Regions from separate parts of the Homo sapiens genome. Here region 1 is linked to region 2. Evidence: chromatin contacts called from ENCODE Hi-C or POLR2A ChIA-PET data. All regions are on one chromosome and are shown on one strand. Each heading gives the region's core, a stretch centred on a gene start or an enhancer-like site at or near the end of the contact. The rest is flanking DNA. Distances are from core to core; before and after follow the strand shown.

The links. A loop is a pair of places that touch in the nucleus more often than their neighbours do. ChIA-PET counts read pairs that join two places held with the same protein, here RNA polymerase II (POLR2A). Pooled maps may share reads with other maps.
Region 1: a pooled map shows a loop between it and region 2 (2.5-fold over the local background). The contact joins two enhancer-like sites. A Hi-C loop is called at or near these places in 3 of 50 pooled maps. POLR2A ChIA-PET finds 5 or more read pairs at or near these places in 2 of 52 experiments (PC-3 and activated T-cell).

What each region holds. Positions count from the first base shown.
Region 1 is chr1:184,915,268-184,919,871 of GRCh38, forward strand. All of the region lies in intron 1 of NIBAN1 (niban apoptosis regulator 1), which reads right to left. Among named protein-coding and RNA genes, the nearest start is that of NIBAN1, 57 kb to the right of the region's middle. Within about 2 kb of position 1,829, at least 3 of the 41 ENCODE cell types and tissues checked have a DNase peak (open chromatin) inside an H3K27ac peak, as active enhancers do.
Region 2 is chr1:184,804,473-184,808,988 of GRCh38, forward strand. It overlaps NIBAN1 (niban apoptosis regulator 1), which reads right to left. Exons shown (of 14, transcript NM_052966.4): 10 at 3,602-3,763; 11 at 1,474-1,584. Among named protein-coding and RNA genes, the nearest start is that of EDEM3, 52 kb to the left of the region's middle. Within about 2 kb of position 1,740, at least 7 of the 41 ENCODE cell types and tissues checked have a DNase peak (open chromatin) inside an H3K27ac peak, as active enhancers do.

The DNA of each region.
Region 1 (4,604 bases), core at 579-3,078, 110 kb after region 2:
ATATCTTCCTCCAGGAGATTCTTACGATGAGGCCAGTTTGTTATATTCAATAGCATTGTAATGAAGAATAAATCTGACATTTGTAAGCATTAGCAAGATGCCTGGATCTGTACAATCGCAGAGGGAGAAGGCTCTTGTTCTGGAGAAGTTAGTTGCACCAACATACGTGCTCACTGGTATCAAAGTACCAACTTCAAAGCCCTCTAAAGAATAGTAAGATGGTTTAGTACTTCTGGGGTGATGGGGGAGATTGTATTCCAGAATGCTGAGGGCACTTGATCAGTTTTCCTTTGTTTTGTTGTGATGGAGAGGAATAGAATAATATATAAGGTATGGCTCTGATGATGGGTAGCTTGAAGGATGGATGGCCTCGGCTGTATTTGATGTGGTAAGCGATTTTTGAAATCTAGTGAAGGAACTTAGAATGGAGGTAAGAGAGAACAACTAATGTGTAACTACACATAAATGTAATTTGAATAACAGATATAAAAGGGAAAGAGAAAGAGACAGAGACAGAGAGACATAGGTTGAAAGAAACCTGCATAGCAAAGGCTTCCTTAATGTCAGGTTGTTGACTTTAGGAAATAGAGAAAATAATGACCTCAGTAGGATTAAAGAATGGCTTGTTGGCAAAAGGCCTGGATTCTAGTCCATTCCTGAATATGCTGTTGTTTCAAGGAGCATATTATATAACTGCCACAGAGAATTCTGAAATTTCAATATAGTTTCAGAAGTCCACGAACATTCCCATTTTGCAGATGTGGAAGCCATCTGCTCATCTACTCTCCTTTATGGAATACAATGGGATTCTTCCAGATCACTTGAAGTTCTCCAAATAAAAGATACAAGCATTATAAGAAAGAATATTACTTGCAGAAGCAGAAACATAATATGCAAATAAATGTGTCTATTATTATTTCTGTGAGCTCTTCACATCATTGAAGCTGATCTGCATAGTATAAATAGATACCATTGCTTTGTAACAGAGATATCGATGTAGGGGAACGAAAAAATGGTAATGAGGGGAAAAAGAAAGTTGTAATAGGTAAATACATTATTTACATGTAATGCTAAAAGAAACTTAGGTTGGAAACTTAACTTCAGCTTACATTTTAAATTTTCACTTTATTTAATTGTAACAGGTACATGACAATGATAGGCTAACTGTAAATATTTAATTTTTATTTTACTACCACAGTAGATGGGGAATAAATTAGCTATGAGCAAAAAAAATCCAATTCATTAACTTCCCTTTATTCCCCTTGAATAATTATGTGTGTGTGTGTCTCCAAATAAACCATATACAACTTGGCCAAAGTTTTAAAATGAGGGGTTTTTTTTAAGTAAAATATTCAATTTCCAGGATAAGACTGAAAAGTGTTTGTTCCATTTAATATAACAAAATAAAGATATTTTATATTTATAATAAGACAAAAATAAATATTTTTGTTATTGAAGGAATGACTTATGAATTGATAAACTAGATATGTATGAAAATACTATGCCTGATCCATAACATTATTTCCTTTTTCTTTTCTCGTTTAAACCTGCTTATTCTACTATTCATCTCCTTCAGCCTTCCAAGCTCTTGCCCCTCCCGATTTCCCTAACCCTAGAACCCCTCCAAGTTTTACTTCCTTCACTACTTATCCTTGATCTCCAGGACTCATAGTTGATTCACTAACACCAGTCAAGAATATCTTTGATTTTCCTATCCCTAAGAAAATCTTTCTTCAAAATCTGCCCAGCCAATATCTAGCCACGGATCAACCCACCTGCCCATTTTCCCGGCTGCTTATTGCAGGCTTCCCAGCAGTACAGAAAACACTGCTATGCTGTGCGCTTGGCTCCGCTGCAGACAAATGAGCCCCAGCCTGGGCTGGACTCATTGCTGTTCAGCAAACTTTTTCTTATCCCCATGACTATCTCTTCCACTTTTTTTTTTTTTTTTCTTTGAGATGAAGTCTCACTCTGTCGCCCAGGCTGGAGTGCAGTGGCGCGATCTCAGCTCATTGCAAGCTCCACCTCCCGGGTTCATGCCATTCTGCCTCAGCCTCCCGAGTAGCTGGGACTACAGACACCCGCCACCACGCCCGGCTAATTTTTTTTTTTTTTTTTTTTTTTTTAGTAGAGACGGGGTTTCACCATGTTAGCCAGGAAGGTCTTGATCTGACCTCGTGATCCGCCCGCCTCGGCCTCCCAAAGTGCTGGGATTACAGGCGTGAGCCACCCTGCCCGGCCGGTCTCTTCCACTTTTCAAAGCAGCTCTCACATCTTCAAAAGTATCCTTAAACTCCCTTCTCCACCCTCCCTTTACTCAGACTTCCTCTTTTAAGCAAATGGAGATATAATAAGTTTCATTTCTCTTCTATCCACCTCTAAGTTCATCTCATCATCTACTATACTTTCCTCCTCCTGTCCACCTCAAAAGGAAGACCCCCCCAATATTTTTCGTCCAAACTCACTACATTAATTATCTCCTTTTTCTCGGATTGCCATTGTCTTCCTCACCACTAGTTTTCACCCACACATGCATTCAAGTCCCAGAAAAGAAAATTACTCATCTACCTCTCAGGCAACTGCCCTCTTTTTTACCCTTAACCATCAAACCTCTTGAAACAATACCCTGAATCCATTGTTCTCAGATTCATCACCTCTATCCACTTCTTAATCAGTCACTCTTTCCCTTAAAAACGCAACCCCACTGAACTGCCTGTACAACCCAATGACTCCTACATGTGTGTTTGCTGTCCCAACCTCTCCTGGATCCCTGCCGCATATTTCCAAATGTCTCCTGCTGAATAACTCCTTGTGAAAGTCCTGACAGGCACTTCGAATTTGCTCCCCTGTCTCGGTTAACAGATTCACCATCACCTGGGTGCCTGCAGTAGAAACCTCAGAATCATCCTTTTGGATCTCCTCCTCTAGGTGCCACAGTCAGCAAACCCTGCCCTTTGGGCTTTGGGGATCTCTCTCAAAAGCAATCTTGCCACCAACGACTGGTTCAGGCCCTCGTCTCTTACAAAAATAATGACTGCAATGAGCTCCTAACTTTGCCTCTAACTGCTCCCCTTTCAAACCCACTCTTCACATCACGGCAAAGGTAACATTAGAAAACACATAACTGATCAGGTCCTTCCCCTGATAAAAGCCACCTTGGGTTCTTCCAGGCTCTTCTCAAGTTGGTCCCAACCCACCTGTCCAGCTTCTCCTCTATCCACAGAGCGTTGTATATGCTGGCTATGGCACGTTCCCCACAGTGGTTAAGCATAGCACATTATAACTGCCTGTACTGTTCACCCTTCCTAGAACCTATAGACCCAGATAAATTCCTATTCATCTGCAAAGTCAAATTGCAAGTCTACCTTGAAGCTTCTCCTGAATTCTCCTTACCTAACGCCTTGGTCAGAATTAATTGTTCCCTTTTCTATATTTACCCAGTCTTTTACCTGAACCCCCATTTCTCCAATGTCTACACCATAATGTAATATAGTGATTTATTTACATGCCCTCTCTCTCCAGTATAGCAGCTCATTGAAAGTGCATTGCTCATCTTTGTTCCTGAGAGCCTAGAGTGGTCAGTAGCAGGCACAGAATTGATATTAGCTGTATAGTGAGTGTATTTTCCCTGTCCACCCTCCCAACATCCTCCACCATTGGAATAAAGGGAATGCACATGGAAAATTAATTTGCCACACAAATGGAACATTTACACCAACATTTAAACTTGTAAAAAAAAACCTCTAAAATTCTTTAGAAAACTCCATTCCAAAACTATTCTTTTTCTTACATACTGTGAGTTTATTATTCCTTCATTAGAGAACCAGAAAGACTACAAATAAATTTTAAGTTGTCAGAAAGACTCATCCTAAAGTAATATGTTTAGCTATGCAGTGATTTAGTGTGAGACACATTGAAAACAAACAAACAAAAAAAGATCAGTAATTTAAGCATGTAAATATCTGGTACAAACTGGCCTGTCCTGACCTATAGGTGAATCAAGGTGACCTGCCTGAAGCAGCCTTGGATTCCAGGGAAGGAGTTCCCAAAGGGAGCGCTGGAGTGTTTGATTCCTTTTCTCCAAATCCCATGTGAAGCTTACCATTCTGCTGGAAGCCAAGGCATCAAAACTACATGTTTACAAAGAAAGTTTTGAGGTGAATATTTAGATTAAGACCATGTTTATATGGCACAAAATACTTGGTTGGCTTAATCCGATTCAGTGCAAAGGGGAAAATAACCACGTTTAAACGGTCTTAATATCAGAAGTTATTTACTTCCTGGAAAATCAAAACACACTCAAATTTGCTTTGGAAATAATTTTAAAAAAAGAGACCATTAAGAAGAAAAGAAATGAGCTGCTTTGTCATCTGTTTTGCTGTTTCTCCTGAAGGGTTTCCGTGGTACTTTGGACTTGTCTCTATTAGGGTAATGGTAACAGGTGAGGAATAAAACGCAGCTGCATATTAACTCCCAAGGGGGAAATTCTGTAAACATCCTAGGTAATGAGTATAATATATACGTAAATATACAATGCCTTCTATGAGTCATTGGCTCTTTAATAATCTCCAGATAACAAAAAAAAATTGTTTTTAATCACAGGC
Region 2 (4,516 bases), core at 490-2,989:
GTTCTTGCTGTCAAGAACTAAAATGGGCTATCCTGAGAGGTAGAAAGTATCCTGCCAGTGCAGGTGTCGGAGCACTAGTGGGACCACCCCTTGAGGGAACCTGCTGAACACTGAATATGAAGTTGAACTAAAGGCACTCAAAATCTCTTTGAAACCTGAGGTCCTAATATTTCAACACCTTTCTACATTTTTTCTTCCTTTCTTTCTGTACGCTAAAGCATTTGACACTGACACTATCTTTTTTTTTTTAGTTGCATTGCAATTTCATCATTATGTGTGTTATCATGAGCAATATTGGTGTTTTTTTTTTTGTTTTTTTGTTTTTTGTTTTTTGAGATAGAGTCTCACTCTGCCACCCAGAGCTGGAGTATAGTGGCACAATCTCCGCTCACTGCAAGCTCCACCTCCCAGGTTCACGCCATTCTCCTGTCTCAGCCTCCCGAGTAGCTAGGACTACAGGTGCCCACCACCACACCCGGCTAGTTTTTTGTATTTTTAGTAGAGACGGGGTTTCACCGTGTTAGCCAGGATGGTCTCGATCTCCTGACCTCGTGATCTGCCCGCCTCGGCCTCCCAAAGTGCTGGGATTACAGGCGTGAGCCACTGTGCCCGGCCCCAATATTGTTTTTAATATCAATGATTTAGTTGCTAGAGTTTCCTCTTGCCTGTGAGGCATCAAGATCAAGTCTGAAATTCAGAGACCACCCCTAGGCTCTGTGGGACTTTGATCTTCTGTTCCAAGGCAATGTTTAGGGGAACTAGAAGGCAGTAAAAAAAATTAGTGGACTAGGTGTATGATCGTTTATCCTTAAGCTCACCATTGATCAGCCTGTTGAGCTTAATTAAGTCACATTAGCTTTTACAGAATCAGTTCCTCATCTGTACAATGGGGGAATATTCTAGTTAATGCACAAGTTCTTGTGGGGATCAGGTAAGAGGCTTTAAAATATAACATATATGTGAAAGCTCCTATTATTAAAACTATTTTAATAAACACTCTGAAGTACATTTAAAACAATTTCATATGGTAGATTTCTTTTCTTTGGAGTATTTCCTTTGCCATGAGGTTCTGATTTTTCAAAATCAATAAATTATTCGCCAGTTTAATGGATTTTACTATATTGTAACCTCTTTGAAGAAAGAGGCTGTGCCTTGCCTACTTTTACATCCCATGCAGTGCTTATAGTGGACAGCTAATACGTGTTTGTCGAGTTGGATCTCTATGAAGGCTGGGACGCGGGGCCTGTAGCTGTGGGTAATGATGCTGAGGACCAGCAGTGGCCGCTAGATGGCAGAAGAGGCATGGAAGTCACACTGGAGAAACTGCAGCGGACTGACAGTCACTGGACTTGGGAGAGAAAGGAGTGGGGAAAGATTAGAGCCAAGGAGAGAACTTGGTATTTTCCACTTTACAAAAGAAACAGGGGTCACGTTCTCTTTTTATGCTTCCCACAAACAAGAGAACGGTTTTACCTTTAAGACTCGGAGTTTAACCTTCTCAATGGCAACTGCAGTTTTGGAGGCCTCTCCTTGGAGATGTGGGGAAAGCAACTGCTCAAAAGTGAACACTGCATTCTCCATTAGCTAGAAACCAGAAGCGACACAGAAACAGACAACAGTCAGGGGCTGGGATCACCACCCACAGGCCTGGCTAAGTGGGACTGCAGAGTAGGGGCCATCAGAGATGAGTCCCCTCGGCTGCTATTCGGTGGGGGTACCCAAGGCAACATCACCCCATCACCAGGGCTGTGAAACAAATGGTCACGTGGTCACAGTGGGAGCAGGAAGAAGTTGGAAAACCCAAGGCCATGGGACTGAGCAAGCATTCTGTCATCTCCCGTGGGCACTCCTATTCTTTGATACCTGCAGCCACTGATTAAGGGATGAGGCTGGAGCCTTCTTCAACTAGTTTTTGGTGGCACCTCCACTTTAAGTAGATGTAAACCGCTCCACAGCTTATCTCTCCCTCTCTCTGCAGGGCTGGGAAGAGAGGCAGGGTCAGGGATGGGTGGGGACAGTGGCTGACATGTTCATGGGTCAGAAAGCAGAAGTAGTTCAGGTATCTTATTCTCTGCACCTTTGCCTGTGTTCCCGTCACCAGGGTCCAGTATTACGAAAGAGACTTCTGCTAAACTGTTGCCCAATTTTGTTCCTCGTTCCTCTTTCATCCCTCACAACTCAAGGGTTAGTTAGCTAAAATGTATCACTTAATCCTGCCCATAACCTTTATGAAAAAAAAAGTTCTCCTTTCTTCCCCAAGCCCGTGGTCCCAAAGCATCCAATATATACCTTTTTTTTTTTTTTTTTTTTTGAGACACGGTTTCACTTTGTCATCCAGGCTGGAGTAGTGCAGTGGCACACTCTTGGTTCACTGCAACCTCTGCCTCCAGGGTTCAAGCGAGTCTCGTGCTTCAGCCTCCAAGTAGCTGGGACTACAGGTGTGCACCACCATGCCCAGCTAATTTTTTTGTATTTTTAGTAGAGATGGGGTTTCACCATGTTGGCCAGGCTGGTCTTAAACTCCTGACTTCAAGTGATCCACCCGCCTCGGTCTCCCAAAATGCTGGGATTACAGGCGTGAGCCACTGTGCCTGGCCACAATATATACCTTTATCATACCTTCAACATTGTAGTGAATTTATCTAAGAATTTGTCTCACTCAAGCTCCCTGAAGTGGGATCTGGTACAGTGTCCGGCCCACAGTAATCTCTCCTCAGAATATCTGTGTGAAATGGCATGGTGTCCTTTAGAGCTTTGGTGACCGTACCCCTTATTCATTTAGGAAACACTATAATACGGAAGGAGTTTGTGCTATTCATTCCTGTTACTGGGGAAAAGGTTCCTTATGAAAAAAAAAAAAAAGAAACCTGTCAAGTAGACTCAAGAAATTCAAATATGAAGCTGTGATTGATTGATTGGTTTACTCTTAATTACGTTAGGGAATTAATTTAAGCCAGTGGCTCTCAATCCTGGCTGCATATTAGAAACAGTAGGAATCAGGGTAGGGAAGTTCTATCAAAAAGTAGCCATATAGGCTGGGTGTGGTGGCTTATGCCTGTAATCCCAGCACTTTGGGAGGCCGAGGTGGGCAGTTCACTTGAGGTCAAGAGTTTGAGACCAGCCTGGCCAACACAGTAAAAACCCCATCTCTACTAAAAATACAAAAATTAGCCAGACATGGTGGCACATGCCTGTAGTCCCAGCTACTCAGGAAGTTGAGGCAAGACAATCACTTGAACCCGGGAGGCAAAGGTTGCATGCAGTGAGCCAAGATCATGCCACTGCACGCCAGCCTGGACATCAGTATTTCCCCCAGGTGATTCCAATGTGTAGCCAAGGTTACAGCACTGATTTGACAAATCAAGTAGTTATCAATTAATGCTACTTTATTTTTCTGAGCTATGTCTTGTCTATGATGTTCATCCACATGGATGGAAGATGAAGCCAGTGGAGGGACAGAACGTGTCCTCCCGCAACATGATGGCTAAAGAGACGCGACGTATTTCCCTGAGCTACACTAGCAGCTGGTCTCACTGGCCAGCACCCATTTCTCTGCTCTCTCTTTACCCTCATCCACCACGGATGCCCCTGCCACACCCACCTCCTGCATGTAGTTCTGTGTCCTCTGAACCACCAGATCAATGTGGGGGAATCTGAAGCGGCTCTTGAGATCCTGCAGGCGCTCGTGAAGCAGGTTGACTTTAGTATAACAAGGTTCCATCTTCACGGAATGCAGCGGAAGATTCATAAGCCGGTCTAGATGCTGCATTTTGGTGAAGGGAAACATTAAACACCCTCAGAATGAGGAGCGGTATTGCATATATATTGCATATTACATACATTCTAAGCAATCAAATGCAAGTTGTTAAAGTGAATCACTACTTGGATCCCTACATCTGTGACACCTTCAACTGTCTTATTTTCCTCCTGCAGTGGGTTCCTAGGGTAGCTGTAATGCTAGGACAGAAACCAGCAGAAACACCAACTGGATGAGAGGAAGACCCAGCGGTGCACCCACGGGGACTCCAGTCTTTGTAAGCTGTTGATGGACTCTAATCTCCCACTTCCAGAGCTCAAGAACCAGACAGGTAGGCTCTGATACGTGGTTGCTGCTGGGCCCCCAGGCTTCCAAAATCTTCTTTAGTGAGTGACACTCCTCTCAAAAAACGCCAGGGAGGTCAGGATGCTCCCTGGACTCCTGGACTTTGGAAGGGAAGCCAGAGTTCCTCACAATTCTATGAGGATCTGCCAGGGCCCACAGGGCTTCTCTCTGCTATAGGTTGCTTTAGGTGCTAGTGGATGGGAAGTGGATAGGCAGAGCCCTGTACTGGGAGAGGTATCCAGTTTGAAGAACTGGGGTCCCTCCTACTCTAGTTTGCACTCAGTCAATGAGGCCATTGGGCTTCCAGCATCATACCTCACCTGCTAAAGCCCTAAAGTGTTATCAACAAATGTTGTTGCAACAGAATGCATTCTGTTTTCCAAGCTTAGTTTAAAATCATTTTTTAAAGGAAAT